Linked DNA regions of Homo sapiens: region 1 is linked to region 2. The links are chromatin loops, found by intact Hi-C in ENCODE. Cell type or tissue: A673. All regions are shown on one strand. Links, peaks and the distances in the headings refer to the core of each region. The heading gives the core; the rest is flanking DNA.

Region 1 (5,378 bases), core at 322-5,321, 82 kb before region 2:
AAAATAACTAGCTTATGATTTACACCTCTCTCCACTGGCACTGGGTCCTAGGAAACCCATAGCGATGACAATGACCAACACTGTGCATTTCCCTTCCTGTTTTATAAAGCACATTCAACACCCACACTCTGCTATTTAATACAGACCCACCTTGTGGGGTGTATTGTGTATCCTTAAATTTTTTTTTTCAGAAGAGAAAGCTAAGAGGTTAAGCAAGGTATTTGGAGTCACATAATTCACAAATGGCAAATCTGGGGCCAAAGCTTGATATCCTTTCTTCCACTCCAAACTGCCTGTTGATCCAGCATTCCCCAAAAATGACACGTACCATCCCCCAAGGGCCTGGCTATTTGCTAGGGAATTAACTCACTTATCGGTGAGAATGTAGAGACAGCTGTCAGAGGTTCACCCATCGCAGGTAAAATATTTGTATTTTGATGTCAGTCTTCTATTTGCTAGGCCTTGATCCAAAGGATTCACTGTAATGGGCATTTTCGAGTCTTGTGTAGGAAATTACATTAACCCAGTGGGTGACTGTCTTTTTCCTTCTATGTATAAAATTTGTCACACACATTGAGGCTATGGCCACAGGAAATAAAGGGGAGACATCACAAAATTGTAAAGTGGTCAGCAATCTTTAACTCAGTAGGGTGTAGCCCAGCCACTGGACCATTGCCTCCTAGACTTAACCCCCTTGTCTCAACCAGCTGGACTCGGCCACTGGGCTCTGGGCCAAAGGGGAACCAGTTTAACCTTCTGGGCTGAGCTGAGGGAAGAGTGAGCTTTTCAATGACATTTCATCTCCTTCGATCTTAAGAACATCCTATGAGGTTGTGTGCAGTAGGTACAATTTTCCCTTACATCAAGGAGGGGGTTATGAAGGCTTAACTGAGGTGCCCAAGATCCCAGGCCAGCATGCAGTGGTGTCCAGACCAATCTCACCTTTTCCAAGTGGTGCCTCTTCTACTCCTTCCTGCACACCCTGCACTTCCTGGGTAGTAAATGAGGAAACCACAAGTTTATCCTCCCAGGAGGCTGGCCAAGCCTTGTCTCTACAGATGGAACAGTGAATCAGGGAGACTGGTAGAACCCACAGAGACCACCCTGTTCACCACCACATTGCATTTAGGTTCAGACTCTGGAACTCCACTATGATGTGGGTTTGGAGAGGGCCCAGAGACAAACCTCTCCCAAAATGGAGCTAAGTAGGGAGAAGAGGAGGTCAGGGGTTGACCTTGTTATATTCTCTAAGAATGTGAAGGATTAACTGTGGCTGCCATTTTTCCCTAGGACAAGGCAACAGATTATGGGTTTAAATCATAGCAACAAGATTCAGAATAGACATTAGAAGGAGCTTTCTGGTCACAAAGCCCAAAAAAGCTGAAGTAGATTTACAGGAGAGGAGATGAAGCTACTTCTTTGGAGATTTATAGGAAAAAGGTTAGATGTTGAGTAGGATAGCAAAACTCATGGAGAAGAGGATATTGAAGTCTAGGATTACTAGATTTCTCTTTGAGTCTCAAGGCTAAAAACTGCCAGATGATACTATATAAATAGAAAGTGTAACCACACTTATTTTTAATTGAATAATCACTGTTTCCAATTTGGGATTATTTCAACAATGCCTCTTCTTGTATTTTTATTTTGACTCTCTAGGGGAAACTTGAAGTTTCCTGGTAATTTATCATTTTAACCACAGTTTTCCTGAGGCAGTAAGTTTATATAGGAAAATAGTTCACTCTGAATCTTCAAAATTTTTTTCTATGGTATAATTTGCCATCACACTAAACACACGTGTCATTATCTCATAAGCTCATAATTGCTGACTCCTCTAACCCTGACATCTCCAGAACACGTAGTTCTCCAAAAGAACACAACATTGCAATGCCAATACAAAATGCAGGCACCCCTGTATGTCAGGGTGAGAAGTCAACATTGTTTTGAAAAGGAACTGCCACCCAGGGTTAGAGGAATCAAGGCTGCTGTGCGACTCCGGCTCCTGATGCTTTCTCCTTGCATTGGAAAGTCCTGTCCATAGATGCAGATGAGGCTGCCGACTTGTTCCCAGAGGGCACATGTGCCACAGCCTTTCTAGCAGGTGAGGTGTTGATGCAGATTCAGACACACTCCTGCCCTCTCTCCCTTGTGTTTATGAGATGCCTCCCAGAGGACTGAGCGGAGTCTGGGAGGCTAAATCATCAGCCGGCAGGGCTAAACCTGTGGCTAATTTATTCTGAGCTAGCCAGAAAGCACGAAACTAACTGAATCATCCATCGTGACTACATTACAGAATAGGGCAGCACTTTCCAACATTCCTCACGCCATGGCACACGGAGAAAATAATAATACAACATAAGACACCCCAGGGCAAACAAATGAAGTTGTTTGCAACTAACCAAGTGGCTCCAGCCACTCCAGTCCTTGCCTGGGCAGCCAGTGGCTGAAGGGCTAATATTTTGTGCCATTTATTGGGAGGTCTAGTGTAGAGCAAAATGGTTAGGGCAGAGTAGTGCCAGGTGAGAGAGGGCTCTGAAGATAGAGGGCTTGGATTTGAGTCCTGGCTCTGTCACTTATGACCTTGGATGAGACCCTTAATCTCTCCTTGCCTCAGTTTCTTCACAGATGTAATGGGCTTAGTAACAGGACCTACTTCAAGGGCCTGTTCTGAGGATTAAGTGAGTTAATCCATGTCAAGTGCTTAGAAGAGTGTCTGGCACAGAACAAACACTGAGTAAATGGCAACTGCTGCTGTTACTGCTGTATCAGCTCCAGAGACCCAGGGCTGGCTTCCCAGCAGGGAAGCGCAGGCACAAACGGAATAACACTCCAAATCCAATTAGAAGTCGTAGTCAGATGATTCATTGCTTTCCCCAAATCTGTGCCTCTTCTGTTCTCTTCTCTCACCCTCTTTCTTTCTCCCCTTCCCTAATGTGGCTGTGGATGCCTCAGAAGCAATAGTAAAAGAGGAAAGAGAGTTGATCTGGGAGTGGGAATGCACATCCCAATTCTAGTTCTTTCACTCTCTAGTGGGCTGCTGGGCAAGTCACCTCACCTCTCTGCCCCTCCAGCTCCTCATGGGTTCAGTGGTTGACCAGATGACTGAAAAGGTCTTTTTCTGCTTTGATGTGTCATGGTTGGTACAGAATTACATGCTATGGAGTGCATGCATGCCTGTGTGTGTGTGTGTGCGTGTGTGTGTAGGGAGGCATGCGGGGATGGCTATGTCTGGTGCCTAAAACCGCAGCACTGATGTCCAGAATGATTAATACAAGTTAATGTTTTCTATGAATCAAAACCCTCCAACACATCCCCACCTGCACTCAGAACACACCTTCAATTTGCCAGCGTTGCCCTCCAATTGCTGCATTCTAAATTGGAGTCTTTTCTACCTAAAGAATAAATCCATAAATATGTCTCCTAGGTAACATCTTGTTAGCCCCATTACTCAAAGCTCTTGAAAATAATAAAACTGCATTTCTTTATTAAAATATGAATTCAGACATTTCACTTAGGCATCTCACCCAATTAACCTGAATTAGTAAAGTATGTTCACATTTCTGCACACATGAGGGCATTGGATAAATGCATACAGACTTATATTTATCCATAGAAAATGCATGTTTTAAAAAGCCATTTCCCAGCATCTGCGGTTATTCTTTCCTATCTCGATTTTACTTAGAGGTAGTTATAACATGTTCATCCTTCATGTTATTAAAAATTAATACTTTAGCCCAAATAGTCACTCATGAATAACAGCCAGAGCAACATCTCAATTTCATCCTGATCCTGACAAGAACTACCTCCCACCTTCCCGGTATGAGAATTCTCTCCCCTTTTCTTTCTCCCCCACCCTCCAGAGAGGATGCTCCTCTGAAGCCATTTCTCACACTCCCCGGAAGCCAGCTGTCCTGCTCTTGCAAAGTCACTGAAGAATGTCCTGGCACAGTGAGGAGGAGGCTCGGGCAGAGCCGGGTAGCCTGAAGGATTTGGCAGAACAAAGCCCCACCAAGCAGGACCCTGCGGTTTCATTTTGTTTTCACTGACATAATGCCCTTCCTCTGTGAAGCCCAGCTCAGGCCTGTGTGAGACAGACTTTCCTGAGGTTTGGATACCTACCACAGGCTCAAGTGACTGCCGGTCTGTCCAACGGCTGGGGCGATGTTTTTGAAGCTTTAGAGAGAGCTCTGACCTGCTTCCTACTAATGGAAGGGCTGACAGCCTGGAGCAGAGCCAGGTCCAACAACTGGGCATCCTCACAGCCTTCATATGTCAGGCTGTGGGGGGCCCAGGGCTGGCAGCAATAGCTGTCATGGGCCTGCATCCTGGAGGAAGAGAGGGAGGGCAAGATGAATGTGGCCAGGACTTTGATTGCCTGCCGCCTTTGACAAATGACAACGGTTAGGAGAAAGAGTTCACCAGGAAAAACAAAATGCAACTCACAGGGCAGCCCTGGAGCCCTTTGAGGAGAGGTACATTTTGTCTCCCCTGGTGGCACAGCCATTGTCCAAGGCAGAGAGAAGCAGGCCCCTGAGTGTGGCGTGGCCCAACCAAGCTTCCCTATGACTTGATTCCTGTGGTAGGCTGAATAAAGGCCCCCAAAGATACCCAGATCCTAATCCCTGGAACGTGTGAGTGTTACTGTTGGCAGCAGCAAATCGGAACAGGTCTCTGTTCTGTTCTGTTCAGGTTCTCTCATCAACCTCAATTCTTGCCTTCTCGGAGGAAAAAATTCAACGAGGGGGCGTAAGGGAAAGTAAAAGACAGAAGCAAGTTTTTGAGCAGGAGTGAAAGTTTATTAAAAAGTTTTAGAGTAGGAATGAAATGAAGTAAAGTACACTTGGAAGAGGGCCAAGTAGGCAACTCGAGCGATTCAACTGCACTGTTTGATCTGTGACTTGCGGCTTTATACGTTGGCACATGTATTAGTCCGTTTTCACACTGCTGATAAAGACATACCTGAGACTGGATACTTTATAAAGAAAAAGAGGTTTAATGGACTCACAGTTCTGTGTGGCTGGGGAGACCTCACATTCATGGCAGAAGGTGAAAGACACGTCTTACAGGGTGGCAGGCAAGAGAGAATGAGAGCCAAGTGAAAGGGGAAACCCCTTATAAAACCATCAGCTCTTATGAGACTTATTCACTACCATGAGAACATTATGGGGGAAACTGCCCCCCACGATTCAATTATCTCCCACAAGTCCCTCCCACAACACGTGGGAATTATGGGAGCTACAATTCAAGATGCGATTTGGGTGGGGACACGGCCAAACCATATCAGCATGCTTCCGGGGTCTGCACTCCTTCTCCCCTGATTCTTCCCTTGGGGTGGGCTGTCCGCATGTACAGTGGCTGGCCAGCACTTGGGAAGGGCTGCA
Region 2 (5,378 bases), core at 252-5,251:
TATGCCAGACAAGGTCTAGATACTTAGAAAAGAAAAGAAAGAGAGAGAAAGAAAGAAAGAATGAAAGAAAGAATGAAAGAAAGAAAGAAAGAAAGAAAGAAAGAAAGAAAGAAAGAAAGAGAAAAGAAAAAGAGAGGGAGGGAGGGAGGAAGGAAGGACAGACAGACGGATGGACAGAAGGAAGAAAGGAAGGAAGGAAGGACCCATTCTAAACTAGGGAAATATGATATAGATCGATCAACAAGAATTCTTGGCCAGGTGCAGTGTCTCACGCCCGTAATCCCAACACTTTGGGAGGCTGAGGCAGGTGGGTCACTTGAGGTCAGGAGTTTGAGACCAGCTCTCAAACTTTAGTAAAGACAGATGGTGAAAATCTGTCTTTACTAAAAATAAAAATAAAAAAATTAGCCAGGTGTAGTGAAGTGCACCTCAGCTACTAGAGAGGCTGAGGCAGGAGAATCGCCTGAACCTGGGAGGTGGAGGCTGCAGTGAGCCGAGATCATGCCACTGCACTCCAGCCTGGGTGACAGAGCAAGACTCCATCTCAAAAACAAAAAACAAAACAAAAAAAAAAAACCTAGGATCTGACAAGGGGAAAACTACAAGCCTGGCATCATCCTTCCAAATAGCAACATTTAATGCCAGAAGGCAATAGAAAAATGCCTACAAGGTTTTGAGGAAAAGAAAAGGCAACTCAAGAACATTACACTCAGCAAGATGTCACTCACATACATAGTGACATAACAGTCAAACATTCTCAAATATGAAAGAATTTGGGGAATATAACACCACTAAGTCCTTCTGCAGGGGCAAAAAATAGGAGAAAAAAGCCTACTCGACAGTGAAATACAACCAGTCAAAAAAATTGACCAAATTAGAGAACTAGTAATGTGAAACTCTTGATAAAAGGACTAGCAGTAAACACTGAATTCAATTAAATATAGAAAGAGGACTAGACCTCTGGAGAAATAAATAGATGCAAATCAGAATGTAGATGCTATAAAGTCAAACAAATTAAAAATTATAGAAGCATCAAAAATTGGGAGTGGGGAAGAAGCATGAGAGCACTAAATCATCTTATTACCTGGCAGGAAGCCAATCAAAACCACCCACCCAACCTTTCAATTAATTTTCATCACCCATTATATTTTTCTAATCTTGGGATGATCTTCTAGAAACTAACATGTCTTGTCATTCAGGAACTAATCTTTGAAGTTTATTAATTTCACCTGAGTTCCTTTTTACTGTTAAGTTCAGGTAAAACCAAGCCTAATGTTTTTAATTATTTTAAAAGCATGCATAATATAATCATGTTACAATAAAATTATTTGTGACCTCTCTTGCTTTCTGATTATTTTTCAATGGTAATTGTAACAATAGCTAATTCTTTTTACGTGCTCACTACGTGTCAACACTATCTTAAGAACTTTACATGTATCTACAAATTTAATCCTCATAAACTCACTCTATTGCCCAGGCTGGAGTGCAGTGGCGTGATCATGGCTCACTGCAGCCTCCACCTCCTGGGCTCAAGTGATCCTCCCACCTCAACCTCCCAGATATCTGGGACTACAGGTGCACGCCACCACACCCAGTTAATTTTTTAAAAATATTTTTTTGTAGAGATGAGGTTTTGCCATGTTGTCCAGGCTGAACTCCTGGGCTCAAGCGATCCACTCACCTCAGCCTCCCAAAGTGCTGCTATTACAGGCATGAGGACCGCTGGCCCCCCACATAAAATTTTTAAGGAGTAGATATCATCACCCCCATTTTACAGGTAAGGAAACTGAGGAATGGAGATGTTTCCTATGGGTTACACAGATAGTACATGGGAGAGCTAAGAGTCAAACCCAGGGATTCAGACTCCAGGGTCTTTGCTGTCTTTGCTCTCAACCATCACCCTATATTGCTTCTCCACAAGTGGATAGGTAGGACATTTGTTGCTTTCTTTGTACTTGAAATTTTAAATGATGATCATATGTCACTTTTAAAAAGTCACTACCAAAAAACAAAAGAGCTTCTACTTGGAAAACAAGATGAATATTCCCTGGGCCAACAGAACAGAGGCTAAACCATCCTGACCATCTAATAATCTAGGCAGGGCATGTTTAAGAGAATTAACTCCTTTACAACTAGAGTAGGCTTTGGAACAATAGTAGCCTGCAACTTTAATGATAATCATTGCAAAACAGCATATCTGTGTTTTATTGGCTCTAGGCAGATTAGCTGGAGGAAATAAGCTTCCTCAAGAGATCACCTCTGGGAGAGAGGAAAATATGCAATAAAAGAAGAGGTCGAAGAAGTCCCAGGTGTACGGAGTCAGCATCCAGATTACTGTATCTCTGAGCAATTTGCTGGACTGACACAGCTTCATTTTAAATGACATAACATAACCAGCATGATTCATCCTGCCGTCCAAGGGCTATATAATAAGTGTGGTAATGGGGGAGCATCTCCCGAGAGGGTACAGGAACAGCTGTGTGTGTCACCTGGGAATGGCACCCACCTATAAATCCCATCTCTTTGACAACGATTCTAAAGTCCCTCTGTCACTGTCACTCACCCACAAAATTAGTGACTAAAGGGGAGAAGGAGAGGAAATGCCTCGCCCCTGAAATAGAGAAAGACTGAGAGAGGGACAGAGCAAGTTAATAAATAAAACAAGAGCCTGAAGGGAAGAGCTGCTTTGTCAGAATATAAATATTTCCCTTCCCCTTTTATCTTTAATGTAGTGTGAGAAGCTTATTAAAGGGAAATGCTTCTCTGTCCCTGGAGCCCTCGCACAAGCCTTGCGGGGAGCTGCCTGCAGAACGGGGTCGCCTAGCCCCACGCTTCTAAACTCTTCCCTGCTGGAAGTGAGCGTAATGTGCAGAGCAATAAAGAAGGGCTGGGGGAGGAAAGGGAAGACATTGTGGCCATTAGGATCCTTATCTTGATGGGCCTGGTGTCAGGTTATGTTAATCGCTGGGAGATGCTGAGAGACTGAGGATGAGAAATGCCTGTCTGCTCAAAGGCTTGGCCTGAGATTCCAAGGGAGGCTGACATTGCTAGACTTACCCTCTGCTCCGTTAGAGAGAACAACATCCAAATTTAGACAAAGGGGAATTTGCCTGATGGAGGCGTGGATGGAGAGTCCTGTGGGTGTTCCTCTGAGGAGCCCTTGGTGGCTGCACATCTCACATCTCCAAGAAGACAGCCAGCACGAGCAGTCCCAGCATACCCCCAACAGAAGCCTATTCCAAAAGCATGGAAGACATTTGCCGTCCACATCTCCTTCCTAAAACCCCTAAAAGGATGGGACATTAAGGGCCTACATACCAAGTCAGGCCAGCACAGAGCCTGGCACGTGGTATGTGTGCAGTAAGTCTGTACGGCACGACACGGAGACTGTACTGGGCTTGTTTACCACTGTATCTGTGGGTCCACACACAGGGGCCAGCACACTTGGTTTTGGATGGATGAATGAACACATGCATTTAGACACAATTAGGGCATCTCCTTTGCTGGCCATGTTTGCTGCCTCTCCAAAGGATCTTTGGATCTGGTCAGGATTTGGGTCCTGCTGAGCTTTGAGGCTACCATATCTTTGCTGGCCTTTTGGAGATATTCGGCCATGTGGTTATACAAAGATAAGCCACCCATCCATCAGGTGCCAAGTCTAGCCAAAGGCTGGGAGTTGGGGGTGGAGAGAACGGCTAAAAATTGCTGCCAAAACGTGCTACTCCTTCAGTCTCCTTGGCTGAGATATTCCAAAGGAGCAGGCCCTGGTTGCTTTGCTACTATACACCACCTGCCACACACCCATGCGTTTCTATTTCTATAACGTAATCAATGGAGGGAACAGAAATGACTTTAAAACTGCATTTCTAAGTCTCTTTTGTGCTCAGACCAGGGTATGCACTTAGCAAGTGTCTACTGCCATTTCAAACCCATTAGGCATCACATGATCATTCCTGCTGCAGAACCTGCTCTGCATCCCCATTTGGGCGCTCCATCCTACCCATTTTGATGTCTCTTGGGGTTTCATCCTCAATAATTTTTTGTCTATGGTTCCCTTCCCACTGAAACTAATTAGGTTGGAATAAAGACTCAGCTACAGGCCAGGCGCGGTGGCTCACGCCTATAATCCCAGCACTTTGGGAGGTCGAGATGGGCGGGTCATGAGGTCAGGAGATCGAGACCATCCTGGTTAACACGATGAAACCCCGTCTCTACTAAAAACACAAAAAAATTAGCCGGGCATGGTGGCGGGCGCCTGTGGTCCCAGCTACTTGGGAGGCTGAGGCAGGAAATGGCATGAACCCGGGAGGCGGAGCTTGTGGTGAGCCAAGATTGCACCACTGCACTCCAGCCTGGGCGACAGAACGAGACTCTGTCTCAAAAAAAAAAAAAAAAAAAAAAAAGACTCAGCCACTTTCAGGATCAACGACATCTTATGGCAATGTCCATGTTACAGGGAAGTGTATAATTCAGGGATGGTGAGCCATTCTTAGCTGGTTCCTAGAGAATTCTTTGTCCAGGGTTCTAAACATTACCTACAACAACTGGCAATACCTGATTTAACATTCCGCCTCCTGTATAAGCCCCATCTAGCCTCCCTGTGGTCTCAGCCGCACTAGGGGCCTGGAACCTTGAGAGGGCCTGTTTCCAGTGTTCCCACCAACAGGGTGGAGGAGGAGGTGTGGGGGCGGGGTGGCACACATATATCTGAGGGGTGGTTGTGTGGGAGAGGGATTAAATTTGTACTGTGAAAATCAATGGAAGCCTTGGGGAGGCAGATTTCAGTTCAATATAGTGAAGGACTTTCTAACAATTAAAGCTGTCCAAAAATGAAATGGGAACATGCAAAGAAAGCCCTCTCTCCCTGGAGTTCAAGCAGAGCTGAGATCTCTCCTGCCAGAACTGTGTTTTGGCCAGTGGCACAGACACCTGACACTTGTCAGCGTGATCAACTGGTGCCTCCAGTTCTGAAGCCAGATGGCCCGGGTTCAAATCACAGCCCCACTAGTTACTAGCTCCATGATCTTGGACAAGTTATTTAGCCTCTCTAAGTGTCCATTTCTGCATCTAAAACATGCAGATAAAAAAAACACATTAGACTTTCTGGGCAATTGTGAGGGTTTTATGTTTATCAAAAGAATCTGTGTTTCTTTTGTGTGTTTGTTTGTTTGTTTTTGAAAAGTAAGATGGGGTTCTAAGCCTTTGGGTGCTCAAAGCCCTTACTGGTTTATAGAAGTCATGAAAGACAGGGCACCATTTTTACTTGCTACAACATAAAACAGCATTTTTGTAATTAATTGTTTTTGGGGGTTTTGTGTGTTTTTAAAGATAGTAAGGCAGATGTATTCAAGGGGGGCCATGGTGATAGGTATAGGGAC

The links. Hi-C counts contacts between places; a loop is a spot of excess contacts. Peaks named below come from ENCODE experiments on the same cell type or tissue, not always from the same donor. Only the 100,000 strongest peaks of a DNase experiment are listed, where the experiment ranks them.
Region 1: a loop joins it to region 2, with 2.1 times the contacts of the local background. A loop is called at or near these places in 1 of 110 quality-filtered maps.

Annotation. Positions count from the first base shown.
Region 1 is chr2:201,929,918-201,935,295 of GRCh38, forward strand. No RefSeq gene overlaps it. Among named protein-coding and RNA genes, the nearest start is that of FZD7, 100 kb to the right of the region's middle. In A673, for the core only: no CTCF peak of the experiment used is centred there; DNase peaks (open chromatin) are centred at 1,784, 2,744 and 3,954; H3K27me3 peaks cover 3,702 bases.
Region 2 is chr2:202,012,083-202,017,460 of GRCh38, forward strand. No RefSeq gene overlaps it. Among named protein-coding and RNA genes, the nearest start is that of FZD7, 19 kb to the right of the region's middle. In A673, for the core only: no CTCF peak of the experiment used is centred there; a DNase peak (open chromatin) is centred at 2,779.